Regions from separate parts of the Homo sapiens genome. Here region 1 is linked to region 2. A link is a loop called in an ENCODE intact Hi-C map of the cell type or tissue named here. Cell type or tissue: sigmoid colon. All regions are shown on one strand. Links, peaks and the distances in the headings refer to the core of each region. The heading gives the core; the rest is flanking DNA.

Region 1 (13,995 bases), core at 10,968-13,467, 100 kb after region 2:
CTGATGCACTGGCTTCGGCTGTGTCTTTTGTGAGTCATCCTTGCTGCTTTGTTCCAGCCCCACTGATGGGCCTCCTGCCCTCCCCCATGCAGGACTTAGTCACCGCTCGTGTCATCAATCCCTCTGGAATGCACCCCTCCTCCAGACACCCATGCTCCCCACATCCTTTATTATTTTGTTAAAACTAGCAATGCCCCCCCCAACCCCCATGATTAAAATAGTACATGTTTGTTGTGGGAAATCTGTAATATGCAAAATATACACAAAAGAGAATAAAAAGCACCAATAATTCCATAACCCAAATTAGCTAACATTACATTCCGGTGGATTTCCATCTGGCATTCTCCTCGCCAGAACTCCGTCCAGCTTCAGGCCTTCATGTGTGCTTATTGCTTCTTTTACCTGCAGTCATGCTCTCTGTCTCTCCCCTCCTTCAATCTGTGAGCAAATCTACTCATCCTTATTATTTTAAGGGTCATTCTTTCAGAGAAACCTTCCCTCTACCCCCAAGCTAGTCTCTTTATTACACACTCACAATACCCAGTACTTTTCCTTGTAGCACTCACCACAACTAGAAATAAATCATCATTTTTGTCCTCTTGTGTTTAATGTCTGCCTAGCTACCTGACGTAAGGTCTGTGACTGGTTTTCTTGTTTACTCTGATGGCCCTAGCACCCATCACAGTGCCCTGTACTCAGAAAACATACATCATACCCAGATGCCTTCCCGGAATAACCATGTGCCTGTCTTCCCAGCACTTACAATAATCAATTTAACAAATATAATTAATCAATTACTATGTGCCTGGCTTGGTTTCAGGTACAGGATACCAAGCAAAATGACCCAGTTCTTACCCTCGAGGAGGTCTCAGTCTTTTGAGGGAGACAGATCAGTAATGGAAGCTTTCTAATGTACAGCTAAGTAAACGGTGATCAATAGTGTTAGGTAAAGTGTGGAGGAGAGGTCCGTGAACAATCCTGGGGAGATGACACCATTGTTTTATCTTGTTAATGCATTTACTTCACAGAATCACAGGATAATGGAATTGGACGGCACCATGAGATCAGCAGGCCCATCTCTTCCTGTACAGATGAGGAAACTAAAGTGGTGAAGGGTAGTGAAGCCACTTAGCCAAAGCCATTGGGTGACAGATCTGGGAATAGAACTTGGATCTTTAGATTCCCAGCCCAGGGCTCTTTCCACTGTACCTGGGGGCCTTTGGACTCCCCCTCCCCTCTCCTCTTATTCTGTTAATCCCCAAGTCCTTTGATTTTCCCCATGAAGGTCTCTCCAATCTCTCCACTTTTCCTCATCCCCACATCACCAGGCTCTAAGCCTCCAACATCATCTCCAGCCTGAGCACCTACCCTCACCTCCTACCTCATCTCTCTGCTTCTAGTCTTGCCCTGCTCAGATGCCTTCTCCACTCTGCCGCCAAAATGAGCCTCACAGATGTACGCATGTCTGTCCCTGGCTTAGAACTCCAGTGGCTTCCCACCAGGCTTTTAGAAATATACTCAAAATTCTTATATGGTGTATTAGTCAGCTCAGGCTGCCATAACAAAATATCCTAGACGGGGTGGCTTAAACAACAGAAGTTTATTTCTCACAGTTCTGGAAGCTGAGAAGTCCAAGACCAAAGTGCTGGCAAGGTCAGCTTTATTCAGACTTTCAGAGTCCTCTTTTCTTTCTTTCTTTTATTTTATTTTATTTTATTTTTTTATTTTTTTTGAGACAGCATCCTGCTCTGTTGCCCAGGCTGGAGTGCAATGGCGTGATCTCGGGTTCAAGTGATTCTCCTGCCTCAGCCTCCCGAGTAGCTGTGACTGCAGGTGCCCGCCACCACACCCAGCTAATTTGATACTTTTAATAGAGACGGGGTTTCACCATGTTGGCCAGGATGGTCTCGATCTCTTGACCTTGTGATCTGCCTGCCTCGGCCTCCCAAAGTGCTGGGATTACAGGCGTAAGCCACCACGCCTGGCCTCTTTCTTTCTCTTTTTTTTTTTTTTTTTGAGACAGAGAGAGTCTTGCTCTGTCACCCAGGCTAGAGTGCAATGGCATGATCTCGGCTCACTGCAAACTCTGCCTCCCAGGTTCAAGTGATTCTCCTGTCTCAGCTTCCTGAGTAGCTGGGATTACAGGCGCCCACCACCATGCCTGGCTAATTTTTGATTTTTAGTAGAGACGGGGTTTCACCATGTTGGCCAGGCTGTTCTCAAACTCTTGATCTCAGGTGATCCACCCTCCTCAGCCTCCCAAAGTGCTGGGATTACAGGTGTGAGCCACCGCACCTGGCCCAGAGTCCTCTTTACTTCGTTGTAGGTGGCCGCCATTTTGCTCTGTACTCACATGGCCTCTTCGTGCATGTGGGGAGAGAGAGCTCTCTTGTGCATCCTGTTCCTTTTATAAGAACACCAGTCCCATCAGATTAGGGCCTCACCCTTAGGACCTCATTTAACCTGAATCACCTAAAAACCCTATCTCCAAATATAGTCGCATTGAGAGTTAGGGGTTCAACATACGAATTTGGGGGGACACAATTCATTCCATAGTGTAGGGTCCACTGGGCCTTTTTTGGTTGAGCCCACCTTACCAGCCTCTTCTAAACCCAACTCACCTCTCTGTCTGTACGCTTTTATATCTTGGAATTTTTTTGGTTCCTCCGACTTGTCTGGATCTCTTGTAGCTCAGGTTCCCCCTCCCCCTGCTCTGATGTTTTTATATTTTCATCATTTTCAAGTCTCAGTTTGAACATTAGCTTCTAGGAGAGGCCTTCCCTGATCTGCATCCTGTGTTAGGTCCTCTGGCTATACATGCCTATGGTACCCTGAACTCCACCTTGTGTAAGAGTCACCACCTCAGTCCTGTGTGTTTCATATCTGTCCTTCTGAGCTCCACAAGGCAGGAAGATCTCTGTCTGGTTGGTTGCAGTATCCCCAGGGCTAGCACAGTGCCTGGTGCCTACTAAGCAGTCAAGATTAACTTTTACTGGTAGATGCTCAATACATTTCCATTGACCTGAGCTGTCCTCAGAGAGTATATGTATTTTGTTGTCTAATTTGGGTTGAAATCTCTCAGAAGGGTCCTATCTGTTCCTTACTTGAAATCTCCTATCCCGTGCCCATCCTGGGCTCCTTCATTCAGGAAACATTCCCATAAATGATTATTAACTGATCTCCCTACAACTTTCCCAACATGTATCACATTTGAAGGAACAATCATATTTAAAAGAATATGTTACATAGCAGGACAGTTTATTATGAATGTCATGTAACAACAATCTACTGAGAATTAAAAAGAAACTAAAGTGTTCCTCTCCTCTCCCACCTCTGGGCAACCAGGACTTCATTTCTTTGAAATTGTGGATTTCCTGACCCCTGAGGTGTTTGGCTTTTTGTGTATGTTTTAGAAGGAACAGAAAGAATCAGGCTGGGTGGGGCTGTAAAGGAAACCCACCCTAAGCAGGCCTCGTTTTGGAAGAGCTGGAAAGATACCTGTGGTGCCAGATGGTATGAGAGTACAGGGTGTGAGGGCAGGAGCCTACTTCTTGGTTGACTCTTAGACTTCCATGGACTCATGGAAAAGAGAAGGGGTGCAGGCTGGGCACAATAGCTCATACCTGTAATCCCAGCACTCTGGGAGGCCGAGGTGGGCAGATCACTTGAGGTCAGGAGTTTGAGACTAGCCTAGCCAACATGGTGAAACCCCGTCTCTACTAAAAATACAAAAATTAGCTGGGCGTGGTGGTGGGTGCCTGTAATCTCAGCTACTCGGGAGGCTGAGGCAAGAGAATCGCTTGAACCTGGGAGGCGGAGGTTGCAGTGAGCTGAAGTCATTCCACTGCACTCCAGCCTGGGCAACAAGAGCAAGACTCTGTCTCAAAAAAAAAAAAAATCAGAATGGTGGTTAGTTTGGAGTGAGGTGGGCAGGAAAGAGGGTGCTACATATTGACTGCAAGGGAAACAAGGGAGACTCCTGGGTTGAAGCTATCTTGTCTAGATGGTGGTTAAATGGGTAAATATAAATGTAAAAGCTCATCGGTTTGTTTCCTGCTGATAGCCAATTAGTTAATTAATTTAATTTAAAAAAACTAATTGGGGCCAGGTACACCGGCTCATTCCTGTAATCCCAGCACTTTAGGAGACTGAGGCAGGAGGATTGCTTGAGCCCAGATGTTCAAGACCAGTCTGGGCAACATGGTGAAACCCTGTCTCTGCAAAAAATACAAAAATTATCTGGGCATAGTGGTGCACGCCTGTAATCCTAGCTGCTCAGGCTGAGGCAGAAGGATCACTTGAGCCCAGGAGGTTGAAGCTGCAGTGAACCATTATCATGCCACTACTCCAGCCTGGGCAACACAGTGAAACCTTGCTTAAAAAAAGAAAAGAAAAGGAAAAGGAGAAAAACATCAAACTGCATACATTTTTAAAATGAAAAAAGGAAACAAATTACTGACACATGCAATGACTTGGATGAATCTCAAAGGCATTACGCTGAGTGAAAAAAGTTCTCAAAAGTTACAGACTGTATGATTCCATTTATGTGACACTTTTGAAAAGATAAAACGATAGCAACAGAGACTAGATCAAAATAGCAAAATAGCAGGGAGTTTGTCGGGGGCAGGAAAGAGGATGGGACTACAAAGGGGTAGCCCGAGGGAGTGTTTTAGGCAGTGGAGCTATTCTGTTTCAGTGGTGGTGATTACATGATCGATTGTGGTGATTACATGAATCTTTACACATGTGAAACTCATAGGACTGTCCACTGAAAAAAATCAATTTTACTTTATGTTAATTTTTAAAATAAAATTATTTTTAATTAAGAAGAGACCTTCTAGCCCCTCAATAGCGCAGAGGAGTTCCTGAAAGGAGGCGCTAAGGAACTGGCTACCCTGGAAAAGGCATACCACCTTCCCCGCCTTGCCCTGTACCAGGCCTGGGGATCTTCCTGGGCCCTCTGTGGTTCTCACTCTCCTTCCTTGTCCTCCTGCTGGGCCAGAGTGACCCACACATCCCCTCCTTTAGCATCTAAGTCTCGGGGTCTAGGAAGCCAGTGTGCTTTGCTCACTCCTACGTCCCCGGTCCCTGAGACACAGGTACGAGGTGGTTGCTCATTGACAGAGTGAAGGAATGTTCTAGCACCAGGCCTGATCCGTCTTGGCACACTCCACAGGCTTTTCTATGTTTAGCCTCCTTTCCAGCTGCCCAGAGGACACGCCATAGCTGGGAGACATCACTGTCGAGGTGTGGGTCACAAGCTTACCCCTCCCATGAGGCAGGGTTACCAGCTTTCCTATCGTTTGAAGAATTTAGCAATCTGAGTTTATTATTGCTGTCATTCTAATTTTGAAATACATTTTTATTATACAAGAAAATCTGTTCAATTAAAAAAAAAACAGTTAAAAAAAAAGGGAGATCCGGTCCCACTTCCCAGACTCATAACTGTTACTAGATCCTTCTCTATCTATCTAGAAACATTTATGTGAAGGTAGGCATGTATGTCCACATATATGCAACAGATATGATTGCCCCACAGCTCCTGGGCTACAAGTAATGTCTTGTTTCTTTGTGGACTCACTCAAATAGACTCTGGGTCCAGCCCTGCCCACCACTGACTGGAACTCCAGTGTCAGACAGTTTTCAGGCTCCCTCCCTCAGGTCATACAAGATGCCCAGACTGATGCAGTACTGATGAAACGGAAGAGTCTGTTCCTCTGGCCACATGGTCAGCACTTGCCAGCTGCTTGCCCAGGTCAGTGGGGACCATTATGAGTCAGGCTGCTGGTGGGGTGTGGTGGCTCACGCCTGTAATCCCAGCACTTTGGGAGGCCAAGGTGGGTGGATCACCTGAGGACAGGAACTCCTGACCTAAGTGATCTGCTCTCCTTGGCCTCCCAAAGTGTTGAGATTACAGGCGTGAGCCACTGCGCCTGGCCTATTCTGACTTCTGTTACCATAAATTGGTTTTGTCTGGAAGGTTTCTAACAATTGTGGTGCAAGTTTTATAACCCACCTGGTTTTGTCTTGGGAATTAGAAGTCTCTCAATGTTTTGGAGAGAGATTCTGATGCCCCTCACCAGAAGTCATGCTCTGGGGCCAGTGAGCAAAGATGAGCTTCTTATCCTTTTTCTTCCTGGGTTCCAGCAAGCCAAGCCTCACAGCAGTGTCCAAAAAGTTGGTAGAAAAGGCCTAATTTTTTTTTTTTTTTTTCAGGCAGAGTCTGGCTCTGTCGCCCAGGCTGGAGTGCAGTGGCGCGATCTCGGTTCACTGCAAGCTCCGCCTCCCGTGTTCCCGCCATTCTCCTGCCTCAGCCTCCCTAGTAGCTGGGACTACAGGCGTCTGCCACCGCGCCCGGCTAATTTTTTTTGTATTTTTTAGTAGAGACGGGGTTTCACTGTGTTAGCCAGGATGGTCTCGATCTCCTGATCTCGTGATCCTCCCGCCTTGGCCTCCCAAAGTGCTGGGATTACAGGCGTGAGACACCGTGCTCGGCCTTTTTTTTTTTTTTTTTTTGAGACAGAGTCTTGGTCTGTTGCCGAGGCTGGAGTGCAGTGGCACCATCTCAGCTCACTGCAACCTCTGCCTCCTGGGTTCAAGTGATTCTCCGGCCTCAGTCTCCCAAGTAGCTGGGATTACAGGCACACACCACCTCGCCAGCTAATTTTTTGTAGTTTTAGTAGAGATAGGGTTTAGCCATGTTGGCCAGGCTGGTCTCGAACTCCTGGCCTCAAGTGATCCGCCCACCTCAGCCTCCTAAAGTGCTGGTATTACAGGCATGAGCCACTGTGCCTGGCCAGGCCTAGCATCTTAAAAACCCAGTGGAGGGGAAGGTCACAGTCCTAGGAATCAAAAGGCATGGGTTCACTTCCTCTCTCTGATATTTGCTGCATGTTCTTGAACAAACTATGTAAACTTCTTGAGCCTCAGCTATTTCATCAGTAAAGTGGGAACAGTAACATCCACTGTGATTATCAGACCTATTTTTAAATACTTGAGGCCCTCTTTCCTTCAAAGGGTGTAAGAAAATTGAACTTTGCCACTCCATTTAACTCCTACCCACTAATCCAGGCGTGGCTACGTGACTTACTGAGGCCAATTAAAATGGTGCCTTCTAGGTGGAAGTTTTAAAAGCTAGTGTATGCTTTTCCACATTTTTTTTTCTCCTTCAACTATAGTAATTGGTGATATTCCACATAGTGGCTGCTCTGTCAACCTGGGTCCTGGAGTTAGGACAATGACAGCTCAGAGCAGAGCCTCGGCCAACCCACCATGGATATGTGGCAGGAGAGTCAATGAAGCTTTGCTGCATAAAAGCCATTGAGATTTGGGGGTTGTTTGTTACTGAAGCATAACCTAGCCTGCTTGGTTGATATACCACATTACACATTTATTACTAAGATTATGTGAAGTAAAATGTTTGGAACTTCTTGGTACATAATAAAGCTGATTTTCTTCCTTTCAGACTCTCCTTTTTTCTTTCTAAGAGTCATGAACCCAGGGATACTTTTTTTTTTGAGACAGAATCTTGCTCTGTTACCCAGGCTGGCGTGCAGTGGCGTGATCATAGCTCACTGCAGGCTTCCCCTCCTGATCTTAAGTAATCCTCTCCCACCTCAGCCTTCCGAGTAGCTGGGATTGCAGACATACCCTGCCATACCCAGCTGATTTTTTTATTTTTTGCAGAGACAGGGTCCCACTATGTTGCCCAGGCTGGTCTTGAACTACTGGGCTCAAGTGATCCCCCTGCCTTGGCCTGCCAGAGTGCTGGATTACAGGCATGAGCCACCGCACCTGGCCCCCAGGAATGTTCTTACCAGCTTCTAACCCTGGCTAAAGGGCAATAGAACAGAGAGCCACTCAACCACAAAAGAAAAAGGAAGAAGAAAGGATATAAAGCAACAAAGGTACAGAAATGTAATACAGAGGAAAGGAAAAGAAACAAAGTGATAAAGAAGGCGAGACAAAGTATAAAAACAGGGAAGAAAGAGGTACAGAGGGCCAGGCAGGGTGGCTCACGCCTATAATCCCAGCAATTTGGGAGGCCCAGTCAGATGGATCACCTGAGGTCAGGAGTGCAAGACCAGCCTGGCCAACATGCTGAAACCCCGTCTCTACTAAAAATACAAAAATTAGTTGGCCTTAGTGGTGCAGGCCTGTAATCCCAGCTACTTGGGTGGCTGAGGCATGAGGATCGCTTGGAACTGGGAAGCAGAGGTTGCAGTGAGGTGAGAGTGCGCCACTGCACTCCAGCCTGGGCCACAGAGTGAGATTCTGTCTCAAAAAATAAAAAATAAATAAATAAATAAAAATAAAAAAAAACAAAACAAAACAAAACAAAAAAACAGGTATAAGGGATGTCTGAGGCATAGACAGAGGTGATTCTCAGAAAAACAAAAGAAAACAAAAGGAAAAACCACTGAGGCAAAGGGAAACTGTATTTCTTGGAATTGTTGGCCCCAACCCCAGGCAAACAACATTTTCCCTTAAGACAAATGAACAAACAAACTTTGGCAAATAGAGCTTCTGGGTGTGCATTTATCAGTCTTTCCACTCGGTTTACTGGGCGCCTACTCTGTGCCTGACATTGTGCTTGGGCTGGCTTTACAGGGGCAACCAAGACCTAGTGCTGGCCTCTGCCTTCAAGGAGCCCCTAGACTGGTGTGAAACAGACACAAGAACAGTTGGGATTCAATCTGGCTTGTGCAATGATGGAAGTGCCAGGAGGAATTAAGGGAAGAGAAGGGGAAGCAGGCCCTGCAAAGGGGCTTTCTGGAAAATTTGAGCCTGAGTGTCTTGAAGGATAACTAGGAGTTAGCAATGGCAAGGTTTCTGAGGAGAAAGAGGGACCACGATGGGCAGAGGGGCAATAGGAGCCAGGTAGCTGCAGGTAGTCTGGGGTTGCTGGACCCTTGATGAGAGGCTGTGGGCAGCAGGAGATGAGGCTGGAGAGGGATTCAGGGTCCTATCACAGAGACTCAAATGTTAAGATGTTGGTCTTTAAGTGGATGGGCTCGGGGATATTTGGGCTGTTATGTGGGGAAGTGACATGGTCAGATTTTTAGCTAAATTGCTCTGCCTGCCATGTGGACAGTGTGTTGGGGCAGCATTTCTTTGCATGAGGTCTCTGGGGATTGGGCTGAATACCCACCCAGCCCAGGGCCTGCAAGTGGACAGGATGGCCTCTGGAAGAATCATCCTAGCCGCTGCTTCATCAGTGTCTCAGGGGAGTGATGGCTATCTGCGGTGGTGGCGTTGGGGTAAAAGAATTTACCAGCCGGGCGTAGTGGCTCACGCCCATAATCCCAGCACTTTGGGAGGCCGAGGCGGGTGGATCACCTAAGGTCAGGAGTTTGAGACCAGCCTGGCCAACATGGTAAAACTCTGTCTCTACTAAAAATACAAAAGTTAGCCGGGCGCGGTGGTGGGTGCTTGTAATCTAATCTCAGCTACTCGAGAGGCTGAGGCAGGAGAATTGCTTGAACCTGGGAGGCGGAGCTTGCAGTGAGCCGAGATTGCGCCACGGCACTCCAGCCTGGGTGACAGAGTGAGACTCCATCTCAAAAAAAGAAAAAAAAAATTTACCAAGGCAGTTGTAGGTAGAGAAAGGCAGATTTATTACAGTAATTAGGAAAACGCCAGGGTTGCAGGGAGGTAACTTGCATTTTTTTGTCAGCTGGGATGTCTGGAAAGTTGAAGTGTTTGATGGTAAGCAGGAAGTTTGTGAGTTCTGCTATCTGAGTAGGAGCTGGGGCTTGTAAAGCAGCCAACAGTTGAGCCTGCCTTTTGGCTCCGTGTTTGTTTTTTTCTTAGTCTTGTCCTCCTTATTTTGTTCTTGGTTATAAAGACTGAGGAGGCTAATTTGGTAATTTTCTGCATAGGGGTCATGCTGTGTTATACAAGAAAATTAGATGTTTCTTTTTGAGAGTTTGGCGGTAGAATTTGTCACAATTCTTTACAGCCTAGAGGCAAGTTTGCAGGAACGGACGGGGTTTGCTCCATGGTGGGACTGGAAAACATGCCGCTCTGGGGCAATGTCAATCAGGGACATGAACTGCACTTTTCTGCGGGGGGCATCTCACTGAGATGAACAGAGGGTTCCACTTACATCCACAGAGGGACTTGGATGCACTTTCCAAAGGGGGCATCCCACCAATTAGAAAAGACCTCCTGGCCGCTCAGGGGCCTCATGCTGGATGGCCAGTCCAGGCACTCACTTATGCTGGGTGATCAGCCCAGGCACGAGGAAAAAGAAGGGTAAAGGAAGATCTCTACCTGGTCTTGGCCCAGGAGGTGGGGTGGGTAAGAGAAGACTCACCGTTCTGAGGCTGTCTGACATCACCTGATTTAGCAAGGCCCAGGACAGGATGGCTGGCTGACTCCATAGGTGAATTTAGAGTGAGAAAGAGAGCGTCTGAGTTACCTAAAACGTGTGTGAGTTTGCCCCGAACAAGCTTCTGCTGTCAATTGTGTCACATATAGGGATGAGGGACTTGCAATTAGAGAAGATGGGCAACAGCCTTTCTCCCTTCCAGGCAGGGCAGCTAGCCCTGTTCACTCTGGGCCTTCAGGCAACACTGGAGAGTGGCCCTGGCCAGTTACCTTTGATTGCCAGAGAGATACTAGAAGCTGGTTGCTGAAAGACTGAAAAAAGAAAAAAAGTCAGGTCACTCACCCAAACCAGGCAATGATGATCAGATGCTTCCACATGGACAGACACCTTTCAGTCTCACTGGAGTGTAGCTCTGGCCAGAGACCTGCAATTGTCTTTGTGCTTAGATGCTGTCCTTCGAGGGTCCCGAGTTGGGAAAGGGAAAGGAGAGAGAGTCCCTGTATGGAGAGGGAGAGTTCCCTGTATGGGCCACCAAAATGTTTCAGGGGAGCAACGGCTATCTGGGCTGGCGGCTCAGGGGTAAGAGAATTTACCAAGACAGTTGTAGGTAGAGAAAGGCAAATTTATTAGAGAAAGTAGAAAAACAGGAGAGCAATGGGCAGGAGAGCAACGGGCAGGCCAGCAGAAGAGGAGCTGACTGCAAGGAAACAAAGGCTTGTTGGGGATTTTGTAGGATGGCTCTTAGGCTGTAGAGTGTTATGTGCAGTACTGATTATGCCAGGGTAGCAGGGAGGTAACTTGCATTTTTTTTTTTTTTTTTTTGTCAGCCAGGGTGTTTGATAAATTGAGGTGTTTGATGGTAAGCAGAAGTTTTTGAGTTATGTACATTATCTGAGCAGGAGGGCCATATGTCTTGGGCCATTTGCCTCATTTCTTTGCTTTCCCCTGGTCCCACCAGCCTGATTTGTTTTTTAATTATTACTCAACAGTGAGTGCTGTCACATGCTGGGCATTGTGCTATGTGCTCTATGTGGAGTAACTCACTTACTGTCCCCCTATCCCCCAAGACCATCCTGTGACATGGGCATTCTTTTTTTTTTGAGATGGAGTCTTGCTCTGTCACCAGGCTGGAGTGCAGAGGTGTGATCTTGGCTCACTGCAACCTCCGCCTTACGGGTTCAAGCGATTCTTCTGCCTCAGCCTCCTGAGTAGCTGGGACTACAGGTGCGTGCCACCACGCCCAATTAATTTTTGTGTTTTTAGTAGAGACGGGTTTTCACCACGTTGGCCAGGATGGTCTCAATCTCTTGACCTGGTGATCCACCTACCTCAGCCTCCCAAAGTCCTGGGATTACAGGCGTGAGCCACCACACCCGACCAGACATGGGCATTCTTATCCTCATTTTGACTGAGTAACTGGGCACAGAGAGGCTGTTATGCATCCCAATTGCAGAGCTAGGCAGCGGCAAGCCCACTTTCACACAGCGCCAGCTGCCTGGCTCTGGGATCAGCCTGTAGTCACTCTCCATTCTGCCCCTCAGGATCTGCTTCTCCCAGGAAGCCTCTCACAGAGGCAGAATTTTGCATTGGCATCCTGCTTCAAGCTTATGAAATCTTCTATACAGATGACCTCATTCCAGCCTTGCAATAATAGCTTCTGTGAGGTATTATTATTCATAGCTTTAAAAAAGCCAGTTGAAGGAAATCCAGTGATTTGTCAAAGGTCAGAAGTTAGGTGGCCGCTCTCCTGCTCAGACTTACGTTTTCTGACTTGGAGTACAGTGCTCCGCTCTCACGTTATCTGTCAGCTGACGCTGCAGCCAGCCTCATACTCAACACATCACATGGTTCGAAGGCTAGGCCACTTTCCACTACTATTGAGCTGCCTCCTCTCTATGAAAATGCTTTTCTGGATTGAGGGAGACAGTCATAGAGAAATGTGTTGTTGGCATCGATTTCCTATGGTTGGGCAATGGCTTCCGCCATCTGGACCAGGTGACGTCAGCTATCTGGATTTCTGCCAGCATTCCCCGGCCCAGGAAACAGACTTCCGGCTGTCTGGGCTCTGAGCCATCTTCGGCCTCCTGGGTGAGTGGGTCTTGCAATTCGCAAAGTGAGGAACTGAAAAGTCAGCTCTCAGGGAAGATTTCACTGTATAAAGTCAGGTAAAAATGGGGAAGAGGCATACTGGGTCAGAGAGACAGGGAGCCCTTCTATCTGAGTCTGGGGCCTTTCTCAGATGAGAGGGGAGGATCTAGTGATCAGACAGGGAAATTGAAGATCTTTGTGACTAAGACTCAAGTCAATTGGGGGTAGATGAGGAGTAAGGTAAGCAAAGCTAAAGAAATCTGGGGAAAGATACACATAAAGATACAAACACAGAAGGTCAAATACTGGCCAAGGATAGAATGTTGATCCCAAAACTCATGCACTTTTCTGTGGACACTGAGACTTGAACAAATCAATAACTTGAGAATGTAAGCAGCCCTCTGCCATGTTATACTTTGTTGAGTTATATAACAGTTGGGGGAAAACCTAAACAATGGTACATGTGTTAAGGTAGACAGTTAAATTGTCCCTCCACCACTCCCTGTCTCATTCCCAACCCTGCTCTCCAGGCCAGGCTCATAAAAGTTGTTACTCATTTTAGCCATTCCTTCAGCCAATATTCATCTTATTCATTCTTACAATCACCCTGTGAGGTAAGAGCTATCATTATGCCTTTATTTTGAAAATTGTAGTAAAATAGACATAGAATTTAGCATTTTAACTGTTTGTAAACATACAGTTCAGTGGCATTAGGTACATCCACATTATTGTGCAACCATCACCATCAGCCACATTCAGAACTTTTTCATCTTCCCCCACTGAAACTCCACCCAGCAAACAATACCTTCACATTCCCCACTTTCCTTAGCCCTGGCAACCACCATTCTACTTTCTGTAGAATGTAACCACTTTAGATGCCTTTTATTTTATTTTTTATTTATTTGTTTTTTTGAGACGGAGTCTTTCTCTGTCACCAAGCCAGAGTGCTGTGGCACGATCCTGGCTCACTGCAACCTCTGCCTCCTGGGTTCTAGTGATTCTCCTGCCCCAGCTTCCCGAGTAGCTGGGATTACAGGAACACGCCACCACGCCCAGCTAATTTTTGTATTTTTAGTAGAGACGGGGTTTCACCATGTTGGCCAGGATGTAGGTGCCTTTTATAAGTGGAATAATAGGCTGGGCGCGATGGCTCACACGTGTAATCCCAGCACTTTGGGAGACCAAGTCTGATGGATCACTTGAGGTCAGGAGTTCGAGACCAGCCTGTCCAACATGGCAAAACCCCATCTCTACTAAAAATACAAAAATTAGCTGGGCATGCTGCCGTGTGCCTGTAATCCCAGCTACTTGGGAGACTGAGGCACAAGAATTGCCTGAACGCGGGAGGCAGAGGTTGCAGTGAGCTGAGCTCACGCTACTGCACTCCAGCAAGATTCTGTCTTAAAAAAAGTGGAATCGGCCAGGCATGGTGGCTCACGAGTGTAATCCCAGCACTTTGGGAGGCCGAAGTGGGCGGATCACCTGAGGTCAGGAATTCAAGACCAGCCTGGCCAACATTGCGAAACCCCGTCTCTACTTAAAATACAAAAATTAGCTGGGCGTGGTGGTGGGCG
Region 2 (7,502 bases), core at 3,479-5,978:
CATGGGGAAACCCTGTCTCTACTAAAAATATAAAAACTAGCCAGGTGTGATGGTACACATCTGTAATCCCAGCTACTAGAGAGGCTGAGGCACAAGAATCGCTTGAATTTGGGAGGCAGAGGTTGCAGTGAGCCAAGGTTGTGCCACTGCATTCCAGTCCAGGCGACAGAGGGAGACGCTGTCTCAAAATAAATAAATAAATAAATAAATAAAATTACTTAATATTTTCTACAAGTCTAGGAGGTAGTTTTTGGTTTCTGTTTTTTTGAGACAGAATTTCACTCTGTCACCCAGGCTGGAGTGTAGTGGCGTCATCTCGGCTCACTGCAACCTCTGCTTCCCGGGTTCAAGTGATTCTCCTGCCTCAGACTCCCGAGTAGCAGGGATTACAGGTGTCCACCTCCATGCCTAGCTAATTTTTGTATTTTTAGTAGAGATGGGTTTTCACTATGTTGGCCAGGCTGGTCTTGAACTTCTGACCTTGAGTGATCCACCTGCCTCGGCCTCCCAAAGTGCTGAGATTACAGGCGTGAGCCACCGTGCCTGGCCTGTTTGTTTCTTTTGAGACAGGTCTTCCTTTGTTGCCCAGGCTGGAGTGCAGTGGGTGGTGCAATATTGGTTCACTGCAGCCTCCAACTCCTGAGGTCAAACGATGCTCCCACCTCAGCCTTCCAAGTACCTGGAACCACAGCTGCGCACTGCCACACCTGGCTAATTTTTTTTTTTTTTTTTGAGACGGAGTCTCACTCTGTTGTCAAGGCTGGAGTGCAGTGGCACGACCTCGGCTCACTGCAAGCTCCGCCTCCCAGGTTCACGCCATTCTCCTGCCTCAGCCTCCCAAGTAGTTGGGACTACAGGTGCCCGCCACCACGCCCAGCTAATTTTTTTTTGTATTTTTAGTAGAGATGGGGTTTCACCGTGTTAGCCAGGATGGTCTCGATCTCCTGACTTCGTGATCCGCCCGCCTCGGCCTCCCAAAGTGCTGGGATCACAGGCGTGAGCCACCGTGCCCGGCCCACACCTGGATAATTTTTCAATTTTTTTGTAGAGACAGGATTTTGCCATGTTGCCCAGGGTGGTCTTGAACTCCTGGGCTCAAGCGATCCACCCGTCTTGGCTTCCCGAAGTGCTGGGATTACAGGCATGAGCCACAGGAGGTAGTTATTATTAACTTCATTTCATAAATAATAAACTAAAGCAAGAGATCAGATGGTTTCCCTGAGATCACACAATTAAAGAGACAAGCTGGAATTCCAACTCAGGCCTGTCGACCCACCCTGTGATTTTGACCAGATTACAGCACTCAGGAAGAGTTCTCGTTTTGAAACCTGAAGACTCAATGTGTACTTCACTGCCGGGGACCTCAGTTTGCCCATCTGTTAAAGGAGCATGTTGAACCAGAGGACCCGCCAAGCCCCTTCCGAGTGCCTACATGTAATCCTCCCTCCTCTCTCCTGGACCACAGCGCCCGCTCTGACAGCAGGGGGCGCCCTCGGGCCGGCGGAGCCTCCGCTTACCCACAATCAGGGCCTTGGTGCGCAGCCCGCCCTGGAGCTCTGGCTGCAGCAGCAGCAGCTCTTCCTCATCCTCTTCGTCGTCGGGTTGGGCTGCTGGAGGGTTGGGGGCACTGGGGACCTCAGGCTCCGGGCCCAGCTCCTCCAGTACCGAACTCTCGGAGGGGTATTGGTACGTGGTCTCCAGGGCTGTCTCGCTGAAGGAGATCTTAAGCTGAAGGAGGGAGAAAAAGGGGGCAGGAGGCAAGGTCAGCAGGGGAGAAGCCCGCGGGGGTTGAGGGAGAGAAAGCGGGGGCGGGGGGGGCGGAGTCTGCAAGGGAGCAGGTGGGACTGGCGGAACGTGGGGGTGGGGGCTGGACTCAGGTGCCCCACTCACTCTCCCCATCCACTCTGGGATCCAGTTTTCCTTTCCATACTGGCTCTCCAATTCTAGAGTTTCCCTCTTCGATCATATCATTTCAAAACATCAGACTTTGCCCTGTACGTTGGCAGGGGCTTGGGAGGCAGAAGTGAATAATATAAGACCAAGGTCCCTGCTATTTCGAGTGTGGGAGGCAGAGGGGTAAAAAGAAATTAAAATACATGGCGATAAGTCTTGTGATCAGAACCGAGTCTTTGGGCACCTTGGGGGCAATCGAGTGAACTTCCCAGAGGAGCCCAGCAGACTGGCCAGTGGGGAAAGAACTGGCTGGGGAGCGAGTCTCAGACAAAAGCAAGGTTTTCATACCCACAGCCCCTTGCTGTCCTATGCAAAACCCAGGACCCTGGGCACCTGTTCCCTCCTACTCTCCTCATTCCTCTCCTATCCATAGCAAAGGGAGTCTAGGGCCTAGGAAGAGATGGGAGATGAACAGAAAGGCCGAGAGGAACCAAGAGACTCCAGCAACACACAGGGGAAAGATGAGCCGCTGACACCCTGAAGGCTGGGGGAGATGACAAGGGCAGAAAGGAAAGTCCACACAAACCTGGGGTGGGGGTCCACAGTGTGCCCAAAGGGACAGGCACAGAGACAAAATACCAGACAGGGCACAGAAAACCCTTGGTAATCACACTGTCCCAAGAGCAGGCGAGTCCCAGCTGTTCTCACTGCCTTTCTACCCTTCCCCTTTGCCCTATTAAGAAGCTCAGGGGGAAGGGGCAGGGTGGGATTAAGTCTAGGAGCCAAAGGGATTAGGGAGACAGCAGGAGGATTCCATATGAACTACTTGGAAAGGTCCAAATGATCTACTCAGGCCTTCCCTGGCATCTGTTTGGGAAGACTTGGGGTCAGCCGTACATCCCTGAGTCCCCTAATGAACTGAGGTATGAAAAGAGAGAAGCCAGAAGGGTGGCTGGGCAGGTGGTTGTTAAGAGCTGCATCAATATGACACCAGTCAGGCATGGTGGCTCACACCTGTAGCCCCAGCACTTTGGGAGGTTGAGGCGGGAGGATTTCTTGAGCCCAGGAGTTCGAGACCAGCCTGGGCAATAGAGTGACACTGTCTCTAAAAAAGAAAAAAAAAGAAAACCAGATATGACACCTGGGTCCCCATGGGAAGGTAGAACTCAGGAACTGTATATGTTACTCCTTGTTGGCTCTGAACCCTGCAGTGTCTCCCCATCTCACTTGGAGCAAAAAGTCTACTCCAGGCTGGGCGCGGTGGTTCATGCCTATAATCCCAGAACTTTGGGAGGCCGAGGCGGGCGGATCACAAGGTCAAGAGATTGAGACCATCCTGGCCAACATGGTGAAACCTGTCTCTACTAAAAATACAAAAAAATTAGCTGGGCATGGTGGCGTGCACCTGTAGTCCCAGCTACTCGAGAGGACGAGGCAGGAGAATTGCTTGAACCCGGGAGGCGGAGGTTGCAGTGAGCCGAGGTCGCGCCACTGCTCTACGGCTTGGGCAACAGAGCAAGACTCTGTCTCAAAAAAAAAAAAAAAAAAAAGTCTACTTGATTGCCCCCAAGGTGCCCAGAGCCTGACCAAAGCCTACAGGGTGCTCCCAGTATGCCACCCTCCCCTTGCCTCTCTGGCCTCTTCCTCCACTCCAGCCACACTGGCCTTGGTTCCCTCCACGCACTCCTACCTCAGGACCAGAACAGTACTAGCTATTCCTTCTGCCTGGAACACTCCCCCAAAATATCCCCATGGCTCTGACCCTCCTGATCACCCTATTTTGAAGTCTCCATATTCACTCCCCCTACCTCCTGACCCTCTAAGTTCCACTGTTCTATTTTTTTTTCCATAATCACTTACCACCTTCTAACTTACTAGATAATTTACTAATATATTATACTCATGTCTGCTGTTGAAAGGAGCTTGGGGCCGGGTAAGGTGGCTCACCCCTGTAATCCCAGCACTTTGGGAGGCCAAGACAGGTGGATCACTTGAGGTCAGGAGTTCGAGACCAGCCTGGCTAACATGGTGAAACCCCGTCTCTACTAAAAATACTAAAATTAGCCGGGTATGGTGGCGTGCGCCTGTAATTCCAGCTACTCAGGAGGCTGAGGCTGGAGAATCACTTGAACCCGGGAGGTGGAGGTTGCAGTGAGCCGAAATCTCACCATTGAACTCCAGGCTGGGAGACAGCGAGACTGTCTCAGAAAAAAAAAAGAAAAGAAAAGAAAAAAGAAAGGAGCTTAGAAGTTGGTACAATGCAAGAGGTTAGGGTTTGTTCAGACCTCACATGAGGTGCCATCAGAGGACCAATGCTGGGGAAACGATCTGCGGGTGGTCCAGCCTGTACACATTTGACCCCCAGTTCATGTCTGTGGAACTGCTGGTAGAATCTAGTGACAGCAGCCAGACTGCTTATATCCCAAGTTCTCAGAAGGGACCGCTTAGGTTTCTGTAACTGACAGATTTACCCACATTTCTGGGAACCCATTTTTGTTTTCTTCTCATATCCTCTTTTGGAATAATAACCTCTGTACTTTATTTTCTACTCTGAAAATGACTTATTTTATTTGCTCTCGGTCTATGTTTATATCTCCCCCCCTACCCTGCCTGTCTCCTCACCCCCCACCAACTTCTGACTGGGCTTCTCAGAAATGCACAGCCTGCATGGGAGTGGGGGGGTAGAGAGGGGGTGACTCACTCGCTCCTCTCCCATCAGCTATATAAGGTCACAATGGGGCTGGTCTCTCAGCCCAACCAAGAGGCCTCTGGGGTAGGGCACCAGCCACAGCCATCCCCTGGGCTCCAGTGGCAGGGCTGGGATTTCTCTCCTGATGGCAGGGATAAATTTGATGGAATTAGCCTGCAAACGAGTTATTTAGGGAAGGTGAAGCGGGGGTTGGTGGCAGGGTCCTCCTATCTCCTATTCCTGAGCCAGTGTGTTGCAGCAGAGCTGGGACAAGGCACCCAGTCCCTGAAGAACAGGTTGCTGACAGGGGGTAGAGGGTGGAGGGTGAGGCGTCTGGGTCAGAGGAACTCTGTGCTGCCTCCTCCCCACCCCCACCCAAGCAGCGGCTGCTTCCTTATTCTCTCACCACATCCTGAGCACAGATCTGGCAGGCCCAGGGCCCAGGGCCCAGGGTTCCCCACTCAGCCCCACCAGCCTTCCGGCCCCCACCCCAGGCTTCCTGTTTGGGCGATCTGCTTCCGGCTCCCCTGCTCTCTGGCCTAGGTATGGTCACCAGCACAGGTCCTGCCCTGCACTTGCTTCCTGGCTCCCCTGGGATGCTCCCTGGGCTTTGGGCCCCAAAGCTTCATGCTTCCCTCTGCTCATTCTTCCCCAGAGGCACAAGCCTCTCTCAGTAGGAAGTGACTTTTCTGAACACCTCACCCGGGTAGCATTTCCGGACTTCTGTTTTTTTCATCTGCCCAGCCCTGAGGGGAACAGGCTGGTAGCAGTCAGAGGGCTGAGGGTAGGTTCCCAAGAACCATGGCTTAGAGGTGGGAGCTTACGCTTCATGTGAAGATGAATTGGGGGATCAAATGAACCCCCCTCCACCCAAGGCTTAACCCGTATCTTTAGTCCCTGTGGTTCCCCACTGACACTGAGGACACAAAAAAATCAAATCTGAGGATGTTAACACATGGGATGAGAATGAGACTGGGCTTCCCAGGCTCTGGGGAGATGTGTGTGACTGGAGGGACTTCCTAAGTCTGAGATGTCTGAGTGTGGGACCTCTGTCTCCCTAGAGATTTTCAAGCTGGAAACAGATGGATGTGCACAGGGAAGAAGTGAGGCCAGGGCCAGGGGGAGTCATCCTGGCTGCCCCCACTTTCCTGCAGGTCTTTGTTGCAAGTCTAACCTCTGACCCTCTGCTGGCCTCAGCCCCAACCCCTGTCCAGAACTCCCACTGTGCTCCCTGGCCAGTGCCTGTTCTCAAAACTGTCTCCAAATTCACTTCTCTCTTTTGCTACCCTAAGGGGAGGGAAAGTCCAGGATGGCAGGAAAAGAGGGGAAAACCGATCCCTGAGCCAGTTCTTGGGAGGGAGGGGAAACCCAGGGAGGAAGGACAGGGGAGTGAGGGGCGGGGGTATTTTGGAAGAGGAGAAGGCTTTTCTTGTCCCAAGAGAGAAGGGAGCACTGTCTGAAGCAGTGGCCCAGCTGGGGGTGTGCAACCCCGAGGTCACCCACTTCAAATGGCCTCTCTGTGTCTCTCCCATGGGGCAGACTCGGGGTTCAAAAGCCTTCTCTCTGATCTTTGGCCGGCCCGGTTCCATCTCCCCTCTCCCCTCCATCCTAGGATGTCCCTATTCAGCTCTGCCCTCCTTCCCACGGGGCAGTTGGACCTTTCTCCATTCACTTCTCCCTGCAGTTTCTCCCTAGAACACAAACCCACCCCACCCCCTCCACCACCCCAGGCTCCCTATCCCTTCTCCCCAGAAAAACTGCAAGTGCTCTCACCCTGGTGACCCTGCCCTCACTGATTCAAGCTCGTCACTTTAGGCTCTCCCACTGGATGGGCTGGGGCAGGTCACACTCAGGAAAGGAAGGAAAGAAAAGGGGGTTGGAAACTCAGAGCCCAAGGGAAGGGAGAATGAGCAGCCTGGCACACCCTGAAAGAGACACACCCAGAGACAGCCTTTGCTGGGGCAGGATCTTTTGGGCTCAAAATGGAAAAGGAGGGCTCTGAGAAGGAAGGGTGTATGTGCAGAGCGAGGAAGGGTGGTGGCAGGAATTAACAAGAAAGAATAGAGGAAGACAAGAAAACAGGGGTATAAAAAAGAAAGAGACCAGAGTCCAGAGAAAATTGACAAGTGGACTTCTAAGAAGTCTGGCTTGGCTGCTTCCCTACCTGTTTGTGGTGTCTTTCGGGGGACCCCTTGGCAAGGCAGCTGCGGCTGAGACGGAGGTAGCCCCCCAGAACCAAGATCTCCTCGGCAGTTGGGTACCGCTTCTTCCCAGCCCCCGGGACTGCAGCATCAACTGTGGCTGGAGAGGTTGGGGTGGCTGGGGTCGCAGGGGGCACAGACCGCCGGGGGTTGACGGTGAAGGTGTGTCCACTGCGGCGGGGGGCCCCCACCCCTGGCCCTGCCTTCACCCCATAGAACAGGCGGCTCATGAGGGGATCCCCAGGAGGTTGGGGGGCAGTTGGGGCTGGGGGTGGGGGAGACAGAGGGGCTGGTGGTGGGGGCTGGAGCTCCACTGCTTCCTCTTCCTGCTGTCTCAGGCCTCCAGTCCCAGCGTCCTCTGGTGGGAGGGGGGAGGGCACAGAGCAGCAGTTCTGCAGGGCTCTCAGAGGCCTGCCCTGAGCCCCCGCCTCCTCCTTCTCAGCCTCCCCTTCTCCAGCCTCCACACCGGGAGATTCCAGAAGCTTCTCTGCTGACTCTGGAGGTTCTGGTTTCTGAGTTTGAGCCTCTATGTCCCTGGGTGTCCATTCTCGAGCCTTCCCGGAGTTCAGGGTCCATTTCCACCCTTCTGTTGGCTTCATGCCCCTCTCGCCATCTTCCACAGGCCTCTGCTCTGCTGCCTCCACTCCTGCGGAACTGTTGCCTTGGGCCTCCCTTGTCAGGGTCTCGGACAGCTCTGCAGTCTCTTTTGGAGCTACCCC

The links. Hi-C counts contacts between places; a loop is a spot of excess contacts. Peaks named below come from ENCODE experiments on the same cell type or tissue, not always from the same donor. Only the 100,000 strongest peaks of a DNase experiment are listed, where the experiment ranks them.
Region 1: it touches region 2 in a loop (7-fold over the local background); 2 of 110 quality-filtered maps call a loop at or near these places.

The regions. Positions count from the first base shown.
Region 1 is chr6:30,769,706-30,783,700 of GRCh38, forward strand. The region is part of intron 1 of HCG20 (HLA complex group 20); the gene reads left to right. Among named protein-coding and RNA genes, the nearest start is that of HCG20, 9.9 kb to the left of the region's middle. RefSeq lists enhancers at 1-580, 1-528 and a silencer at 9,527-9,821. In sigmoid colon, for the core only: no CTCF peak of the experiment used is centred there; DNase peaks (open chromatin) are centred at 12,376 and 12,942; H3K27ac peaks cover 2,387 bases.
Region 2 is chr6:30,677,662-30,685,163 of GRCh38, forward strand. PPP1R18 (protein phosphatase 1 regulatory subunit 18) reads right to left here. Exons shown (of 3, transcript NM_133471.4): 1 at 6,747-7,502; 2 at 1,518-1,728. Among named protein-coding and RNA genes, the nearest start is that of PPP1R18, 5.2 kb to the right of the region's middle. RefSeq lists enhancers at 4,323-5,212, 4,451-4,745, 5,213-6,102. In sigmoid colon, for the core only: no CTCF peak of the experiment used is centred there; DNase peaks (open chromatin) are centred at 4,223, 4,620, 5,060 and 5,740; H3K4me3 peaks cover 2,500 bases; H3K27ac peaks cover 2,500 bases.